Regions from separate parts of the Homo sapiens genome. Here region 2 is linked to region 1. A link is an interaction called in ENCODE POLR2A ChIA-PET data of the cell type or tissue named here. Cell type or tissue: GM12878. All regions are shown on one strand. Links, peaks and the distances in the headings refer to the core of each region. The heading gives the core; the rest is flanking DNA. Region 1 overlaps MRTFB (myocardin related transcription factor B). Region 2 overlaps ERCC4 (ERCC excision repair 4, endonuclease catalytic subunit).

The links. Peaks named below come from ENCODE experiments on the same cell type or tissue, not always from the same donor. Only the 100,000 strongest peaks of a DNase experiment are listed, where the experiment ranks them.
Region 2: POLR2A ChIA-PET joins it to region 1 with 5 read pairs; 3 of 35 experiments call an interaction of 5 or more read pairs at or near these places.

The regions. Positions count from the first base shown.
Region 1 is chr16:14,112,067-14,128,982 of GRCh38, reverse strand. The region is part of intron 2 of MRTFB (myocardin related transcription factor B); the gene reads right to left. Among named protein-coding and RNA genes, the nearest start is that of MRTFB, 49 kb to the right of the region's middle. In GM12878, for the core only: no CTCF peak of the experiment used is centred there; a DNase peak (open chromatin) is centred at 7,612; H3K4me3 peaks cover 701 bases; H3K27ac peaks cover 443 bases.
Region 2 is chr16:13,930,652-13,934,651 of GRCh38, reverse strand. ERCC4 (ERCC excision repair 4, endonuclease catalytic subunit) reads right to left here. Exons shown (of 11, transcript NM_005236.3): 5 at 3,762-3,942; 6 at 2,367-2,495; 7 at 350-460. Among named protein-coding and RNA genes, the nearest start is that of ERCC4, 12 kb to the right of the region's middle. In GM12878, for the core only: no CTCF peak of the experiment used is centred there; no DNase peak of the experiment used is centred there.

The DNA.
Region 1 (16,916 bases), core at 5,273-9,272:
ACCGGGACAGAGAACAGAGTAGTGGCTGCCAGGAGTGGAGCTGATAACAAGGAGATTTTTGGGTGATGGAACTGTTCTGTATCTTGGTTGTGGTGGTTACATGTCTCTGTGTGTTTGTCAAAACCTAGAACTTATGCCAAAAATGGTGAATTTGATGACACACAAATTACAAATAATTAAAACAATGATACTGTACAAGATTATTGCGATATGGTTTTTAATAGCAAATGACTAGAAATAACTCTAGCCACGATCAATAGGAGATGGGTTAAATTGTTGTACATTCATAAAATATAATACTATGCAGTTATAAGGAAGAATGAGGAAGCTCTCTCCAGGTGATACTGATATGGAAAGATATCTAAGATCTGTTGCTAATGAAAGCAGGGGGTTAACTTGGTCAGGTCTGCCTGTCCCGCTTGCTTTTGGTCACTTGCTTTTTGTTGCTGTTGCTGTTGTTTTCCTTTTTCTAAGAAGCTGAAGGCCGCAGTAGGTGAAGGCATTACTGCTAAACACTGAAACTTCACTGGCTATGTTATAGATAACATCATAGGTCATCAAAGTAACGGTTATTTCAGTTGTCTTCCAGGAATGTGGGCCAGCTCCTGCCCAGTTCCAACTGGTCGAGACCACGAACCCTTCAACTGGGCCTGTGTTAAGAACCTAAGAGGTGACCTTTTGAGGTCAGGGAGGCCAAAAACTCCACTCTCAGATCACGCTAACACCATTTTTGGCACATATGTCCTATGAAATGGCATGAAACCCAACTACGCTTGCACAGAATAAACCTCTTACTTCATTTTTCCCCATGCCTTAGACTACCTCACTTCCTCAACCATAAACATCCCTAAGCCTTATCTTCAGGGAGGTGGTTTTCAGAGCTGTTCTTCTGTCTCCTTGCTCGGCAGCCTTGAGAATAAATCTTTTCTCTTTTGCAAAACCCAAGTCACAGTAATAAACTTACTGCATGCAGACAGAATGGACCTGGACTTGGCCAGTAACACCAATGAATTAGAAAAGGGGAAAAAAAGAAAAAAAAAAAAAAAAAAAAAATATATATATATATATATATATATATATATTCAGTTTTGCTAAAATTACACCCTGGACAAAGATATAGGAGAGACTTGGACCTGGCCAGTAACACCAGTGAATCAGAAAAGGGGAAAAGAAGAAAATATATATATATATTCACTTTTGCTAAAAATGACACCCTGGAGAAAGAGGAAAGGAGTAGAGTGGTTCTCAGCTGTGTGTGAACAGTAGTGGGACGGTGCAATGGAGTGGTCACTGGCCAAGGCTAGAGGGGATTTTCGTCATTATTTTTTTTTTTTTTTTTTGAGACAGAGTCTCGCTCTGTCCCCCAGGCTGGAGTGCAGTGGCATGATCTCGGCTCACTGCAACCTCTGCTCCCGGGTTCACGCCATTCTCCTGCTTCAGCCTCCTGAGTAGCTGGGACTACAGGCGCCCACCACCACGCCTGGCTAATTTTTTTTGTATTTTTAGTAGAGACGGGGTTTCACCATGTTAGCCAGGATGGTCTCTATCTCCTGACCTCGTGATCCACCCGCCTCTGGTGTAAGACAAAGATACTTACCGCACCCGGCCCTTAGTCTTGTTATCTTTGAATGTGTGAATGTGTTGTTTATGCTTAAAAAGCAAGCAATTTAAGGCTGAAAATCTTTTTGAATATTGTTCCATTTTGTAATACCTTCACTCCGTTTTGTGTCATCTGAAATTTGTTTGCCTTTTGCATATTCATCTTAGTAACTGATTAAAATACCGAACTGAACAGAACTAAAGCAATCCTTGCACAAACTAATAAAAATATTTAATAAATGGATGTTAATCAATTATTCTGCACCATCCCAGCTTCACAAATTACAAAAATCGTGACTATGGGCAAGTTAGTTAACCCCCTAAGCCTCTTTGAAAAATGAGTATAAATAATATATCCCTTGCAGAGTGCAAATGAAGTGAGATACTATATGTCAGGTGTTTGGAATTACACTTGGCTGTGAGAAACCATTAAAAAATTGCTCACTGGCTTCATTTTTAGCTACGGTTGTTTCCTGGATGAAGTATTCACTTAACTATCATAGTATTTAGCCCCTGTTTCAGGAGAGATCTCGTCAAATTAGAACTGTGATGGTTAAAGTTTCCTCCTCTGTTGTCAGACTGCTTGGGTTCAAATTCCAGCTGTGAAATTTTTTAGCTGGTGGGCAAGTTACTTAAACTTTCAAAGCCACAGCATCTTTAGTTAAAGCTGGGGGTGACAAACGTACTTATTTCACAGGATTGATGGGAGAATTGAAGAGATAATAGATGTGAGGCGCACAGCAGAGCTATGAATAAATCAGTAAATGTCAATAATGTCAGCAATTAGTGTTATTATTCTGTCTACCACATTCTTGGTTTCCCGCATCGATTATGTGAAATAATATAAAAAGTATAACATTATTATTTTTAAAAAATTTAACCCCCTTTCTAGCTTGTCTTGACTTTCTAATTAAACTTCAAACTTCCAAATAAAAAAAGTTTATTTCTACCAACTGTTCTGACACACAAAGAAAAATATTCTGATGAATAAATGATAATAGGGTTTTAAAGTTTTCCTAGCCCAGGCATAATACAGGTTAGCTCTTAAAGTAACAGAGGTTGAAATTAATATTTATATTTTGCATTGTTAAATCCAATATTTGGGATTTAACAGACATTTGGATTTCTAGGTATCTGGCAACATAACACGGCTATACATATAAACTAAGGTTTTTTTAAAAAGGAAAAAAAAACCCTCTGGCTTTTAGAGAGTGGGTATTGTTTCTAAAGTTACTTCTTGAAACTAGGTAACCAAACTAATCTTAGTGAATTAAGAATTTCCTAAGGCTTTATTTTCTAAAGTTCAATCAGTAAAATAAATTTCTCCATGTACTTTTTATTCCTTACCACATTATCTCTTTAGCTTTTCCTTAGAGTAGCCAGAGAAGTTAAGAAGTTTGAGTGTAGTCCTTGAAAGTAATTATTCAGGGTTACAATTTCTGTGCTGGAAATGACTAAACTAAGGAAAGGGAGGGCAGCTCAGGTTTCTGTGTTCCGCAAACTCTTTGTTTTTCAAGCGGCATTATTTTAATTATTTCCTATAAATACATCACTGTCCTTAAGAGAAATATTTTTCAGATAAAGATGAAAAATGTTAACCATCACTTGAAAAATCACTTGGAAATGACCTCAGCATATTATAAACCTCAGACAGACGTAAAGTACAAAAACCCATTTGCCAAATAAGAAAAGCAACTACTACCAACAATTTCATGAAACAAGTTATTCCAAAAAGAAAAAGATTTAGAAGGTTTTATCAGGTGAGTGGAAACAATATGTTTACAAAATTTCTGGGAGACACTGTAAAAAACTACCAACTGGAAAAACAGAGGTGCTTGCTAGAGAAGAGTCTGCTCACTCTCACCCATCCCTACTGCTAGGCACAGCACCTCTGGGGGTTCCCCTCCAAGCTGCCCGCTCCAGCTGACATAAGCAGAATCTGTTTGCCAGGCTAGATTGCCATTAAACCGAATTCAGATTTTCTCTGAAATCTAAGATGAGACCTCAAGCCCACAGTATTTACCCCCAGGAATTTTGCCCATGAAACAGAAATGGCCTTGCTGGAGGGGCTGGCAGCAGGTGTGCCTAGTGCTGCCTTTGCACACACCCTTGCCGAGGTGGCCTCAAGAAAGGCAGAGGCAGTTGCAGCCAGCCCACCTCTCTGAGAGAGACAACAGTGGGCATTCATCCATGTTGATGTAACATTCCAGTCTCTTTCTCTTTAGCACACCGGACAGCAAGCAATCAGAACCATTATTACTGCACTAGTGAAAGACAATATGCCAACCTTAACCTGTAGGCTGCAGCCAAGGATTCCAGTGGGGTCTTTATTTGAAGTTCTAAGGGAATTCTACTAGGTATCAAAGTACAAAAGAAAACGCAGATTTCAGTTTTGAACAATTCAACCCTATACACCAGCAAGGTACGCAGAAAACACAAAGGAAAACATATAACAGGAAATACTGTAGTGGTTAAAAAATATTTTATAGGAAAAAAAACTGAAAACAACCTACTACCCATCAGTAGGGTTAACACATGTTAATACACATTCCTTCCGAAACTGTTCCAAACAACAGAAAAAGAGAGAATGTTTCCTAACTCATTTTATGAGGCCAGCATCATCCTGATACCGTAAAACCTGGCAGAGACACAACAAAAAAAGAAAATTTCTGGCCAATATCCCTGATGAATATCGATGCAAAAGTCCTCGATAAAATACTGGCAAACCGAATCCAGCAGCACATCAAAAAGCTCATCCACCACGAGTCGGCTTCATCCCTGGGATGCAAGGCTGGTTCAACATATGCAAATCAATAAACGTAATCCATCATATAAACAGAACTAATGACAAAAACCACATGATTATCTCAATAGATGCAGAAAATGCCTTTGACAAAATTCAACACCGCTTCATGCTAAAAACTCTCAATAAACTAGGTATTGATGGACCATATCTCAAAATAGTAAGAGCTACTTATGACAAATCCATAGCCAATATCATACCGAATGGGCAAAAACTGGAAGCATTCCCTTTGAAAACTGGCACAAGACAAGGATGCCCTCTCTCACCACTCCTATTCAACACAGTATTGGAAGTTCTGGCCAGAGCAATCAGGCAAGAGAAAGAAATAAAGGGTATTCGAATAGGAAAAGAGGAAGTCAAATTGTCTCTGTTTGCAGATAACATGATTATATATTTAGAAAACCCCATCATCTCAGCCCGAAATCTCCTTAAGCTGATAAGCAACTTCAGCAAAGTCTCAGGATACAAAATCAATGTGCAAAAATCACAAGTATTCTTATACACCAATAACAGACAGAGAGCCAAATCATGAGTGAACTCCCATTCACAATTGCTACTGAAAGAATAAAATACCTAGGAATACAACTTACAAGGGATGTGAGGGATCTCTTCAAGGAGAACTAGAAACCACTGCTCAAGGAAATAAGAGAGGGCAAAAACAAATGGAAAAACATTCCATGCTCATGGATAGGAAGAATCAATATCGTGAAAATGGCCACACTGCCCTAAGTAATTTATAGATTCAATGCTATCCCCATCAAGATACCATTGACTTTCTTCACAGAATTGGAAAAAACTACTTTAAACTTCATATGGAACCCAAAAGGAGCCCTCATAGCCAAGACAATCCTAAGCAAAAAGAACAAAGCTGGAGGCATCACACTACCTGACTTCAAACTATATGACAGGGCTAGTAACCAAAACAGCATGGTACTAGTACCAAAACAGATATATAGACCAATGGAACAGAACAGAGGCCTCAGAAATAAGACCATACATCAACAACCTGACAAACCTATACAAACAAGCAATGGGGAAAGGATTCCCTATTTAATAAATGGTGTTGGGAAAACTGGCTAGCCACATGCAGAAAACTGAAACTGGGCCCCTTCCTTACATCTTATACAAAAATTAACTCAAGATAGATTAAAGACTTAAATGTAAGACCTAAAACCATAAAAATTCTAGAAGAAAACCTAGGCAATACCATTTAGGACATAGGCATGGCAAGGACTTCATGTCTAAAACACCAAAAGCAACGGCAACAAAAGCCAATGGCATCTAATTAAACTAAAGAGCTTGTGAACAGCAAAAGAAACTATCATCAGAGTGAACAGGCAACCTACAGAATGGGAGAAAATTTTTGCAATCTATCCATCTGACAAAGGGCTAATATCCAGAATCTACAAAGAACTTAAACAAATTTACAAGAAAAAAACAAACAACCCCATCAAAAAGTGAGCAAAGGGTGTGAACCGACACTTCTCAAAAGAAGATATTTATGCAGCCAACAAACATATGAAAAAATGCTCGTCATCACTGGTCATTAGAGAAATGCAAATCAAAACTACAATGAGATACCATCTCACGCCAGTAAGAATGGTGATCATTAAAAAGTCAGGAAACAACAGATGCTGGAGAGGATGTGGAGAAATAGGAATGCTTTTACACTGTTGGTGGGAGTGTAAATTAGTTCAACCATTGTCGAAGACAGTGTGGTGATTCCTCAAGGATCTAGAACTAGAAATACAATTAGACCCAGCAATCCCATTACTGTGTATATACCCAAAGGATTATAAATCATTCTACTATAAAGACACATGCACACATATGTTTACTGTGGCACTATTCACAATAGCAAAGACTTGAAACCAACCCAAATGTCCGTCAATGATAGACTGGATAAAGAAAATAAATGTGGCACATATATACACCACGGAATACTATGCAGCCATAAAAAAGGATGAGTTCATATCCTTTGCAGGGACATGGATGAAGCTGGACACCATCACTCTCAGCAAACTAACATAAGAACAGAAAACCAAACACCGCATGTTCTCACTCATAAGTGGGAGCTGAATAATAAGAACACATGGACACAGGGAGGGAAACATCACACACCAGGGCCTGTTGCAGGGTAGGGGGCTAGGGGAGGGATAGCATTAGGAGAAATACCTAAGGTAGGTGACCGGCTGATGGGTGCAGCAAACCACCATGGCACGTGTATATACATGTAACAAAACTGCATATTCTACACATGTACCCCAGAACTTAAAGTATAATAAAAAAAAAGTTGGTACATTAATTCCACTGAAATTACGCTATTATTGAAAAAAAAAAAACAGATCCATATGTACTGAAAGGGGAAAATGTCCATGATACATAATTAAATAGAAAAAGTTAACTGCTGAACAGAATGTCCTATGTGTATATATATAACACTTACATAGAAAGAACAAGAGAAAGAACGGGGAAGGCAGGGAGAGTGGAGGCAGCCTGGCAGGCTGCATGCCAAAGAAACAGAGACAGGAGGTGAGAAAAAAGGGACAGAGCAGAGGTAAAAGAGAGAAGAAAGTCAGGAGGCTGGTAGAGAGTGACAGAGAATGTACACACCCAACCGGCTATCTCTGAGTGTACCATACAGTAGCTACTCACCACATGTTCTACTTAAATATAAATCAATTACAATTAAATTAAAAAACTCAGTTCTACAATTGCACCTGTCACATTTTAAGGGCTTGACGGCCACATATGGTTAATGGTTACTACACTGATGGTACAAAATAGAACATTTCCATCATTGCAGAAAACTCTATGGGGGAGTGCTATTCTACACCCTTTGGTATTGCGTCAAATTTTTATAATGAGCGTGTGCTACCTTTACAGTCTGCAAAGAGAATAAAGACATTTCCAATTTGAAAAAAACAAAAACAAAAACGCTTTCAGGGCTTTTCCCCTCATTCTGCAACTCTTTTTATACTTCCTTTTCAAACACCACAGAAGCACTAGAGTTTGCATAAGAGGTTAACAATCTAAGTAGTAGTCAATTTTCTCTAACTTATTTAATTTTTACTAACTCAATTCTACTTAATAAGAGTTCAAATGTCACCAAAATAAGGAATACAACAAACATTTGGAGCATCGTGACATCGCTCTTGTTCTTTAAAACAGAAAAAAAGGTCATGTTACTCATTCTCAGCAGAAGCAGAAGTGGTTGACAGAAACCCCTTACAGTTCAGACAAACATTTTAAATGGAAGCTTTTCTTCAAAAGAATAATGGCACTTAAAAATAGCATTCTTTTTTTTTCTGATTCAATTCAGTACAAAGTAGAAAGGGGAAAAAATAAGCCTAAAGCTCAATGTAAAAAAAAAAAAAGCCATATTAACTGAAAAAGAAAATGACAATGCTAAGAACCAGCTTTCAAATGAAGACTGTAACACCAAAGCAAAGAACACTCACAATAACCAGTTTTAAAGAGTTTCTGATGTAAGAGAAATTTGAGGTGAGGTTTTAAGAGAGCAACAGCTTAAAGAAGAGTTAATCAAAAAGACTTCTGGAAAAAATATACTATACATATATATGAGTTTATGTGGAATGCACAAATAACTTCTTGAGACCCTTAATCTTCTTTGAAAAAAACCACTCATTGCTGCTGAAAGATTATAGCCCAGGCCCTACTTCTATATCTACCAGCACCCAGTGACCCATGGTCCCACAGACAGACCTTACCTGTGTCCTCAGAGTTCTCCTCAAAGCCCTCCACAAAATCAAGTCCACCTACTTTCCTAGCACAACCACCCACTATTCTATCCCCCACACACTAAGTTCCAATCATAACCATCCACTCAAGGTTCTTAACAGGGCCTTGCATAATGTATCAATATATAAAGCCACAGTGATTAAGATAGTGCAGAAGTGACACAAGCATATATTATTTTAAAAGAATGTATTATAAACCGATGAAGCTGCCCATGTATACTAAGGAAACTGAATACGTGATAAGGTGGCATCACAAATCAGTGGGGAAAAAGATAAGACTATGCAATCAGTGACACTGGCTTGTGCAACCAGTTTACTCACGTGGAAAATTTTCTCTATCTTATATGCACACACAGAAATAAATTGCACATGGATTAGACCTACACTGAAAAAAAACAGAACAAACTTTTAGAAGGAAACATGGTAGGATCTCTTTATGACCCCAAAGTACTTAGAGAACGGAGGGATTAAACATGATGTAAAAAGCACCAACCATAAATGAACAGACTGACAAGTATGACTTGATTATAATGTGAAACTGGCACCCAACAAAGCATACCACAAAGTGGAAAGATAAGCCATGATGGAGAACATATGTGAACTATGGAAAACAGGAAATGCAAAATATCAACAAAAGGTTAATCTGAGATATATAAGGATATAAACATACATAAGAAAAAGAACATACAAAAGAAAATCTGACAAGCCCCAAAAGAGGAAACGGAAACAGCCAAATAAACATAAGAAGTGATGCCCAAATTCACTAGAAATGAAGGAAATGTACTATTTCACATTGGCAAAAATTTGAAAGTCTGACAGTACCAAGTCTTGGCAAGAATATGAGGCAACAGAAATTCTGAGACAGTGCTGTCAGGAGCTGAAACCTCAAAGCTGCTCTGGAGAATGATCTGGCAACGTCCAGTGAAGCTGAGGAAATGTAGGACCCTACACGTCAGCTGTTCCACCTGCAGGTGCTGTTAAATTCAGTTTAGCCTAAAGCTGCTATGCGAGGCCATTATTTTAGACTAAACTCCTACACTAAGCCCCAACAGACCAAACCAACCAAAATACAATCACTTATACTAAATATGATATAATCAAACTAAAACTTAAAAAAAAATAAGTTTAAAACAGACCAGATTTTTTCTCCTATAAGCAAAAAATTCCAACAAAAAAAGGTTCCCTCTACTCTAACCCTTACAAAAAAATTATCTGAAGTCCTTGTTCCCACCTTGCAAAGTCCACTGGTCTACTATTTCCTAGTAAAATTTAAAACCAAAGTGACATTAATGCCTAAAGTTTTGGTCAATCTCTCAAAAGTGAAATTTTGAGAGACTGATCAAAAAGGAAAAACCATTCAATTAAATTTAGTCTAAACCTGCCTCCTTATGTATTTTAAATTCAGCTTAAAGGTTTCTCTATACATAAGAAACTATAACCTAACTAAATACATAAACAAACTATAACCTACTCTTGTGCCAATCACCTAGTTTCAGCCAATCAGAGGCAGCCAACTGCCAAACTATATTCAAATAAGACCAACAATGAACTATAACCAATCCGACGGTTTCTGCACCTCACTTCCATTTTCTGTATGGCACCTTTCTTTTTCTGTCCATAAATCTTCAACCACGTGACTATACTAATCCTAGCTTCTCTAATCCTGGTCTAGTTTGGGGGCTGCCCGATTCACAAACTGTTCTTCATTCAATTAAATTCTATTATATTTAATTTGTCTAAGGTTTTTCTTTTAACAGTACAAACCCTAGAAAAGCTGTCAAACATGCACGAGACACATACCACAATGTTGAAAATAACCAAAACCTCTCATTGACAGAAGAATGGATAAACTGTAGTGTAGTCCTAAAATATCATACAACAAAACTGAAAGAATTACTGCTATACACATCTACATGGCTAAATCTCACACGAAAGGCTAAATGAAAAAAGCAAGCCACAGAAATATATACACAGTATGATACCATACTATGCAAAGTTCAAAATCTTCAAACCAAATGTAGTTTTAATAATATACAAACAATATATAGTTTATATATATATGTGTGTGTGTATATATATGTGTGTATATATATATGTAAATACTTACACTATATATATATGTATATATCAATAGTGTGTACAGGCATGCACCACCACACCAGGCTAATTTTTGTATTTTTTGTAGAGATGGGGTTTGGCCATGTTGCCCAGACCGGTCTCGAACTCTTGAGCTCAAGCAATCCGCCCAACTCAGTTTCCCCAAAGTGCTGGGATTACAGGCATTAAGCCACCACGCCAGGCCTCCCCATCTTTCCTACATGGGAGATACAAACACACACTTCGGGATGATGGTGGTTCTGCAGAAAGAAGATGGGGAGGCTTGGCACAGTGGCTTAACGCCTGTAATTCCAGCACTTTGGGAGGCCGAGGCGGGCAGATCGCTTGAGTTCAGGAGTTCAAGACCAGACTGGGCAACATGGCAAAACCCCATCTCTATAAAAAAAAGAATACAAAAACTAGCTGGGTGTGGTGGCGTGTGCCTGTAGTCCCAGCTACTCAGGAGACTGAGGCGGGAGGATGACTTGAGCCTGGGAGGTGGAGGGGGCAGTGAGTCGAGATCATGCTGCTGCACTCCAGCCTGGGTGACAGAATGAGACCCTGTCTCACAAAAAAAAAAGAAAAAGAAAAAAAAAAAAAAAGATGAGGGAATGGCATCTGGGAGAGGCACACAGGGGAGCATCAACTCTATGTGCAATGTTCTATTCTATTTTATATCATTTTTTCTTTTAATGTAAATCAAAGCTAGCAAAATGTTAAGATTTGACTAAGCTAGGTGGAGGTTATATTATTCTCTATGTTTTTCTGTATTCATGAAATACTTTAAAGCATGAAGTAACATATTTTTAAAGAAAGAGAAAAAGGGGGAAGAGGCTGAAATTTACCAAAATGGTTGTCTATATTAAACCTATGAATGGCTTTTCTTTTTTCCTTTCTAGTCTTCCTGATTTTCTAACTTTTTTTTCCCTATAAAGTCATCCCAGGTACCTCTTTCTAGTCCAGATTATTCTCCATCTCACTCCCAAAACCAACCGTGCACTTTCCTATCCCTTTGGTACAGAACTGAGCACTGCAGTTGGCACCATCTCCTCCACTGGAATCCAAGTTCTTGGAGGGACAGCCACAAGCATTCTTATTTGTCTATAAATTATATTTTAAATGCCTACAATGTGCCAGTTATTGTGCCAGGAGCTGGAGAAACATAAACAAACACAACAGACATTGTCCCTTTCTCCATTGAACTTAGTCTCAAGGAATAGAAACATTTAAGTAAAACACAGAAAAAACTATATAATTAAAACTGTGAAAAATGCTGTGAAGGAAAAGAATAGATGCTATGGGACCATGTATTAGGAAGGCCTGATCAAGACTGGATAGGAGGAGTAGGAATGTGCCAGGAAAGGAAGGGTGTAAGGGCCTTCTGGACAGAGAGGCAAAACCCACCAGTGTCTTTCTCACTGGGCTGGGAGCGCCTTGAGGGCAAGGACTGCTTGTGATTCCTATCTGTGCCCATTATTTGTACAGTGGTTTAACAAATGCTTCCTGGTTGATTCTAAGGCAGCCTCCAGCAGATCAGGAGATTCTGTGGCCTGTAACTCTAAGGCAGGAAATAATTCCTTGGGGGATGGCCCAAAGGCAAAAGGAGTAGTTATTCAAAGAGAAGAACAGAGTGTGATCCCCTTATGTATGGTACCTCAATCCCTTGAAAATCATTTGCTATATATTCTCACATGCCATGTCCCGAGAGAGCTGAGCTAGACTCTTCATCTGTCTATCCATCCCTTTCCTTGCCAAGTACCCTCCTTCCCACATTAATTTAATTCAATATGTATAAGGTGACCCATGTGTACCAAGGCAGGAATATGAAGATGCCCTTAAGCATAGCCCCTTCCTCAAAGAGTCTTCCTTCTAGACTGGTAGATCTCAACCAGGGGTGACTGTGCCTCCCCACCCCTGAGGATGTTTGACAATGTCTGGAGACATTTTTGGTTGTCACAATGGGAAGGAGGGTTACTGGCATCTAGTGGGTGGAGACCAGGGATGCTGCTAAACACCTTACAATGGTGCTTACAATGACCACCCCCGCCCCACCGCCCCCACCAACAAAGAATTACCCAGTTCAAAATGTCAATAGTGCTAAGGTAGAGAAATCTGGTAGGCATTATTTAGAACCACGTCTAGAAGCTGACTGCTAAAGCAAGGCAAATGTCAGAGGCCAAGTGTGAGATGCACAGCAGGTCAAGTGTCAGAGGCTTAGGAGGGTGTTAAACACCAGGTCATGAAATAAGCATATAAAAAAAAGTTAATAGTGCTAAGGTTGAGATGCTTGCTCCAGAGAATTAGTAACATAATTATATCACAATGCAACAGGAGCATAAGACATTGCCCAAACACAACGGTAGGGTACTTAATCTAGAACTAGGAGGGGAAAGGTTTCCTTGGAAGTGAAATCTAATCCAAGACCTGAAAAATAGATGAGTTAGAAAAGGGACGTGAGGATGGAGGCAGGATAAAGAAGCTATTTCAGACAGAAGGTACAGTCAATAGGTAAGCAGGACTATGGAACAGAAGAAATATGTTTGCAAGAAAAAAAAAATGAGGAGTGGCTATTGAAGGGCAGGAGAGGTAAAATGGGCCCAGATCATAATGAGTTTTGAATGATGGATTAAGAAATGCGTGCCCCATCTGTAGAGCAGTAAGAAGCCAATGAAAGGATTTACAAAGAACAGCAATATGAACCAAACTTGTTTTAGGCCAATTACTCTGCAGAATGGATTGCTAAGGAACAAGAGGCAAGGAGATGGAGTGGGAGGAGGCCCCTGTGATCCAGGTGACAGTCATGGCTTGTCCTAATGGTGGCCCAGAGCATGGAGGGGAGGGGAAGCACTCAAGGGAGACTCAGACAGTAGAATCATCACACCAAAATATGCACCTATTACAGTTCTCTGCAAGTAACTCCAAAGACCCAAAAGTCTAAAACCAGGAGTTTTTTCATAATTCACCTGTGGCCCAACCTGACCAGAATTATACGCAGCAAAATCAGAATCTGAGCTGATTTGAGGCTATTTGTAGTGCATTTCCTATTTAGTGTGACTATTTCAAGGCAGAAATATTAATGTTTGATTATGGGGTACTGCCTCAAACTTCACTGGGTGGTACATGTCATCCTTTTAAAATTCAAAAAAACCTGTATTTAAAATGTAGCTGGGCCGCAGAGTTTAAGAAAAGGTGTTGAGGACCTGTACAAGGTGCTGAATAAACTTTCATCAAACTACATTAATTGGGGCAAATTAGGTTACTGAATGATTATTTGTTCAAAATATTTATCTGTCACTATGCTTACTTACAGTATGAAACATCCAGATAACACATGATTATTTTTTGGAACTCTACCTTAAAAACCCAGAAATTTGGCAATGTGATCATAGCAGACTTGAAGTAGTAGGATTTGGGGAAATAACTAAAAAAATACATATTTCACAAAAATCTACTTATTTAGTTGATAATTCCTCCTCCTGACATTGCTGCTCAGAAGAAAGAGTAGGTACAATGTGTAGCAAGAACAAGATCCTCCCCTCAGTAGCATAATTCCAAGTAGTGTCAGCGTGGTGCTGAAAAGGACTTGAGGTCATCCTCCCAATAACTGTTAGCACTGGACTTTTCCCAGTAGAGGAGACCCAAACCTTTCTATACTTGTGTCAAGTGCTGCAAATACTTATATTAAGTGGTCACTAGCCATGGCTGTGGTGGCAAGGAGGAATAACCTAGGACTCACTCTCATTCATTCATCCTTTCATTCAAAAAATACCTATGAAGAGCTTTCTGTGTGCCAGGCACTATTTATTGTAGGTGCTGAAAAATACAGCGATTAACAAGACAGACAAGGTAGCCAGATAGCCCCTTGGAAGTTATGGATTTGGACAGGAAGCATATAATTACAGTAAGGTGTAACAATATTATGATGGGAAAGCACAGTGATGACAATACACAGCAGCGGGGACCCAATGCACTAGAAAGGAATCTACAAAGACGTCCCTGAAAATGCAACATTTAAACTGAGACCTACAGGATAATTAGAAATTACTGGTCCAAAAAAACTACAGAGAGGAAGAAACTGAACTGAAGCAAACCAGAGAATAGGATAAAATAATGGTTGAAATTGAGGGTGGGAGGCAAAACTCAGAGCCAGCACAAGCATGGTGGAACGCAGCCTCAAGTGCAGGCAGGAAACGAGCTTTTACCCAGAAGAAATCCTATTTGAAATTGGACTACTCTTTCTGATGTTCTGGAAGGTAGCTGGAACCTAAAAATAGAATAAATGTGGGAATTGAGATTGAAAATACATACTTAAAAGTTTTTTGCTTATTTGGGCTAGAAGAAAATAATCCTTCCATGTATTAAAACATACCTAAAATGCTCTTCAAATGGGTAAAATGAATAGTTCTATACTGAAACATTTAGAACATTTACAATGAGTCCAAATAAAAAATTAGGTCATCAGCAATATGCTGCCAACTTTGTAAAGCACTATGGTCTGGCAGGGCATTTTAAAATAATAAATTTACCAGAAGCATAATTGAGATATTCAGATGTCAATTGGGAAGACATTGGCAACATTAAAGTTTCCAACCACAAATATATCAGTATAAATCATACTCTGTATTTTGAACCTATTACAGTTTGAAAAGCAAATACTAGTACTTGACCCTAAAGATCCAAAGGAACTGGCAATCCATAGCAACTATTTTTACTGACAGGCTCTTGGTATCCCATGTCAGAGTTAACAGACTTTTAAAAACTAGCATTGACACATTAGTTCTATGTATGTAATTTTTTTATTCTAAAAAAAATTCAAGAGACCTATGAAACCAGAAGAGTTTACATTTAACTAAATGTACCTGGAAAATTTAAGGAAACAAAACAAGCTTGATGTAGGGAGAGGGCAACACCTCATAACTGCTACTTTCTTTGTGGATATGCTTTTTTTAAACCAACCCCCTTCTCTAATTTTTGTTAGAGTTCTCTATTGATCACCCAGCCCCTCCTAAATTCCTTAATGATTATGGGCCTGACTGGTAGTTTTTCTCTCCATGTTGTCTCCCGCCATCGAGCTAGGAGCTGGAATTCCTTCTAATTATCCAATGTCCCAGTAACTCAGCTTCCTCAACAACAGGAATCATCCCATTCTCTCCACTTCAACCTCCCACAATAACAATCACATCCTACACCCACTCTAGATCCTGAATTCTGAAATCACCTACTGCGAATAAATCATTTCCTCCTTCTTTAGGCCTCCTGTACCTGTTTACTGATCCATTCGTTCATTCATTCTACATTCAACTCATATTTATAAACATCTGCTATTTGGCAATTTCTCTGCTAGGTGTAGGGAAAAGCAATTAAAAAAATAAAGACATAGGCTGGGCGTGGTGGCTCACGCCTGTAATCCCAGCACTCTGGGAGGCCAAGGCGGGTGGATCACCTGAGGTCAGGAGTTTGAGACCAGCCTGGCCATCCTGGTGAAACCCCATCTCTACTAAAAATACAAAAATTAGCTGGGTGTGGTGGCAGGCACCTGTAATCCCAGCTACTTGGGAGGTTGAGGTGAGAGAATGGCTTGAACCTGGGAGGCGGTGGTTGCAGTGAGCCGAGATCACGCCATTGCACTCCAGCCTAGGCAACAAGAGTGAAACTCTGTCTCAAAATAAATACATAAATAAAAATTAAAAAATAAAGACATAATAACCTAGACAGAAATTTCTGCCCTCGTGTAATATACCAATAAGTAAATAAGTAAAATATATACTGTCAAATTGTGGTAGGTGCTGAAGAACAAACTAAGGCAGGAAAAGGGGTTGTAACTGCTTGGCAGGAAGAGTGCCATTTCAGATAGGGTGTCCAGAGAAGCCCTGACACTTCTGTCCATGGAGACACTGGAACACAGACCAGAAGGAGGTGAGGGAATAAGCTATAAAGATACCTGGAGAACAGTGTTGGATGGCAATAGCAAGTGCAAACGGCCCCCAAGGCAAAAATATCCCTGGTGTGCTCAACACACCAAGCAGGCCAGTGCCTGGAGCAGAAACAGCAAACTCAGCTAGAGGTCAGGTCACACAGGCCTGGACAGATAGAAATGAAAACATCAGACTTCTATGTGAAGAACAGACTGTGGTGGAATAAGAGAAGAAGCAGGGAAACCTGGCTCTCACCTGGAAGACACTGCTTCCTTTGCAGCCCTTTTAAGTGGTGGTGATTTTTGCCTCTCACAATCCTCCTGCTTTACTAGGCTTGGAGGCGAGCCAGCTCATCACTGTTGTTTCCAAACCACTCTTCCTGCCAGCTCTCTGGAGCCCTCAGCTTTGAATTTCCTACCTTTGAACCCCGTCATCCACTCTTCCTCAGCCACTCACCTCATGATCATTCCCTAAACCAGGAACACTCCGTGATCTCCCCAGTTTCACGCACCTACCTCTGACCACTGCCTCCTAGCTATCTCTCAAATTCTGGATCCAACAATCCGTTAATCCCACCGGGGTCTCCACACCACTGATCCTGCCACCTTTTTCCTTTCCTACCTCCCTTGATATGGGCTCTTACTCTTTCTGCTTCAGGGTCACTCATTTAAACCCCATTGTTTCTTTATACCTGTTCGGCAGAGCTTCAGCACTGATTAAATCCCACTCTGCCCCTACTCC
Region 2 (4,000 bases), core at 1-4,000, 190 kb after region 1:
GGGGATTCCAGATTTAAAGCTTGGTGAATATGTGTAGAGATTAGCTCAATCTTTAAATAGAAGTTCTAAGAACCCAACTAGTTTAAAAACCTGCTTTCATGAATATACAATGATTCAACCTGGAGAAAACAACATCAAACGAACAGAAATGAGGTTGCCACTAGGATCTCAGTGTTCATTTGCCATTTATTTGTCTACATTTTATAGATAAAATAGCAGTGTTTTAAAATAGAGACAGGGTTTCACCATGTTGGTCAGGCTAGTCTTGAACTACTTTTAAAGAGCTAATTAAATCAGGACTCATTTGATAGATTTTGGAAGCAAATGTTTTCATCTCCTTTTTTCCTACCTGGACCACCAAGAGCTTCACTCTCCTTATTTTCTGCCTCAATTTCTTTTAATACTTCAGTCAGTGCCTCCCACTTTGGGTTGCTTTCTAGGACCAGTTCCTTTTTTGTTTCTGTAGAGAAATAAAAATATCTCATTCTATGTGATAATATTTACCCATAAAGTCTTCCAAAGGCTTTTAAAACAACAGATAACACGAGCATCAGTACATATGCCCATTTATTTAAGCTTTCTTTATAATGTTAGATGGAATCTGCTTTCCTGAAAAAGATCTACTTAAGGTGTAAATGAAAGATACTTCAAACCATTAATATGGCTTTCAAAATGCCTTGGTAGAAAGTTATATGCATGGTCACTAATGAGAGACCATTCTGTGTTAGTTGTTTCTGTGACACTATATATAAGCAGCTATACAAAACAAAGGCATCGGTACACAATGACAGTATTTACTATTTCTAAAATCCCCATGACTTTCATAATCCTGAACATGGATAAAAGTAGACAACAATTAAATTTTTTGTTCCTATACGCATTCAAACACAAACACATCAATAATATATTCAATTAAGTTTTCTTTAAAAAGATTTTTTTTTTTTAAGACGAAGTTTCACTCTTACTGCCCAGGCTGGAGGCAATGGCATGATCTCGGCTCGTTGCAACCTCTGCCTCCTGGGTTCAAGCAAGTCTCCTGCCTCAGCCTCCCAAGTAGCTGGGATTACAGGCATGTGCCACCACTCCTGGCTAATTTTGTATTTTTAGTAGAGAGAGGATTTCACCATGTTGGTCAGGCTAGTCTCGAACTCCTGACCTCAGGTGATCCACCTGCACTGGCTTCCCAAAGTACTGGGATTACAGGCATGAGCCACCGCGCCCGGCCTCAGTTAAGTTTTGAAACAGACCTTTAAACTAGGCAGAAAGCAGGCATTAACCCTATCCCATGCCTTAAAAAACTAGTGATATTTACGGTATCACTAGATAAGATGCTGGAATAAAACCCATATTTGCCTCATTCTAGTATATTTATGTTGCTTAAAAATTAAAAAGGATATTCAAATATTCCATCCTGACTTTATTTATTAGTTTTGAGACACAGTCGTACTCTGTCACCCAGGCTGGAGTATAGTGGTGTGATCATATCTTGGTGTCACCTTCAACTCCTGGGCTCACCTTAGCCTCTCAAGTAGCTGAGACGATAAGTGCACATCACCTCGCCAGGCTACTTTAAAAGTTTTTGTGTTTTTTTTTTTTTTTTTTTTTTGAGACCGAGTCTCACTCTGTTGCCCAGGCTGGAGTGCAGTAGTGTGATCTCAGCTCACTGCAACCTCCGCCTCCTGGGTTCAAGTGATTCTCCTGCCTCAGCCTCCTGAGTAGCTGGGATTACAGGTGCCCGCCACCACGCCTGGCTAATTTTTGGTATTTTTAATAGAGACGGGGTTTCACCATATTGGCCAGGCTGGTCTCAAACTCCTGACCTCAGGTGATCGGCCTGCCTCAGCCTCCCAAAGTGCTGGGATTACAGACGTGAGCCACTGAGCCCAGCCTTAAAATTTTTTTTGTAGAGATGGAGTCTTGCTTTGTTGCCCAGGATGGTCTTGAACTCCCGGGCTCAAGCAATCCTCCTGCCTCGGCCTCCCAAAGGGCTGGGATTATAGGTGTGTGCCACCATGCCCCAACCTCATTCTGACTCAAAAATAATAATTACTTTGAAGTTCTAAAAAAATCAATATATAGCTCCTCATGTAGCATACTTTTGATCAATATTTGACATCTGTTATTTGGAAGCCCTGGGCAATAGACTGCAAGACTTGCCATGCTGTATACTTCGACATACATTACACATATACTTTACATATATACTTTCAACATACATTACATGTTACATATAACAAACATACATACATTTATCTTCAAGGAACACACTTTTCACATGGCCAAAGAAGACTTTAAATTGCACTTTAAATTTCCATACCAAATACCGAAATAAAAAACACATTTAAAGACTTAACCCCACAAGATACCTTCCCCTTCTTTAATTTCCATTTTTTCAGATATTTTTTCTTTTTTACTCATTTTGGCATCTGGAAGATGATAAACCCTTGCTCGAGCATTTATAAACATCGAGGTGCTGGAGTCAAGAAACAGCCAACCTAATACGAAAAGTTAAAAGAAAAAGTGCCATCAATTTATGGTTAATTTAAAACAGTCTCTGATGGTCACATGACCTACATACGTAACTGGCTGTCATCCTGTCTTCCTACCAACCACACCGCCTCCCACTACTGTGATCTGTCGCTGTTCAGCTGGACCAGTGGTTTTCTGGGTGTGGTCCGTGAACTCCCAGGGGCCCCCAAGATATTTTCAGGGCTATGTGATGTCAGAACTTTTCTCGTAACAATACCATGACATTATTTGACTTTTTTCACTGCGTTGACATTTCCAGTGATGGCGTAAAAGCAAGTTATTTTAATATTTGCAATGTTGTTAATAGGAATTTGCTGTTATTTAAGAATAAAATTGGAGGTCATTTAAAACACAGCTTCTTTGGTTTACTGGAAAGTAATAATTTATAGGAAAATATGTGGATTGGCATATAAGCATCACTCTGACTTTTGCAGTTATATAGTAAGTGGTTATCTCTTATTTTAACTATAATCAAGAGGAAAATAAATAACATTTTTTACTTTGAAATGACAACATTTGGATATCTACAGGTAGAAGAGTTTTACATAAGAATGCTCCATAATTGTACATGCTGGTGCCGTAGCATGAACCAAGGCAGTGCCATGAAAGTGTACTGGCATTCAGTGCATTCTTTACTGTCATGCTTCTGCAGTTCATCACTTAAGAATGTCCCTAAAGAACCATCAGAATTATTAACTGTATTAAATCTTGACCCCAGGGGTTCACGGACCACACTTTGAAAACCGCTGGTCTGGTCAAACAGTGACAGAGGCCAAAACAGTGGTAGCCAAACGAGATGGTGGCCAGCTGTATATGTATATTTCCCTAAAATCTCTTCTGCTCTTCAGTCTTTGGCACTCTAGCTGATGGAAGCCCCATACTCCCTTGCTTTTGCTTTGAGGAAAATGAATTTTAAGTTCTTAACAACTAAACTTCCAGAACACAACCTATTTCTAAGTTGAGGACTGCCTGTACTACACACAGTCTTTTCTAGAAATAAAATTGCCCGGAACGGATATGAATATTTATTATTATACAGAACAGACGTTAAGTAGGCGGAAACATTAGCTATCAATAAAACCTACATCTTTGTGCTATGAACATAAAACATAATTTGAAATCTCAGTATAACATATAGTTGAATATAGCACTTTTCACACCTGATTCCCCCTAAAACCTAACACTTTATTCAAATCAGCTCTTAGAATATTATTAGTATTTTAATCTCCCACCTGAATTCTGACCAAAAGCTTTTTCCGTTGCTCTCAGAGATTCCAGAAGATTAAGAAATGTGACACAATCATACTGAGAGAGATACTGCAGCAAAGTTCGTAATATCTTCAAATCCTGAACTAAGGATTTAGTCTTGGCTCCAAGCTGGTGCCACAAAGGATCCAGATAATGGCGGATTGTCTAAAACAAGAATAAAATTTGGTATTGCTAAAATATGTTAAGTATAGTTATTCTTAAT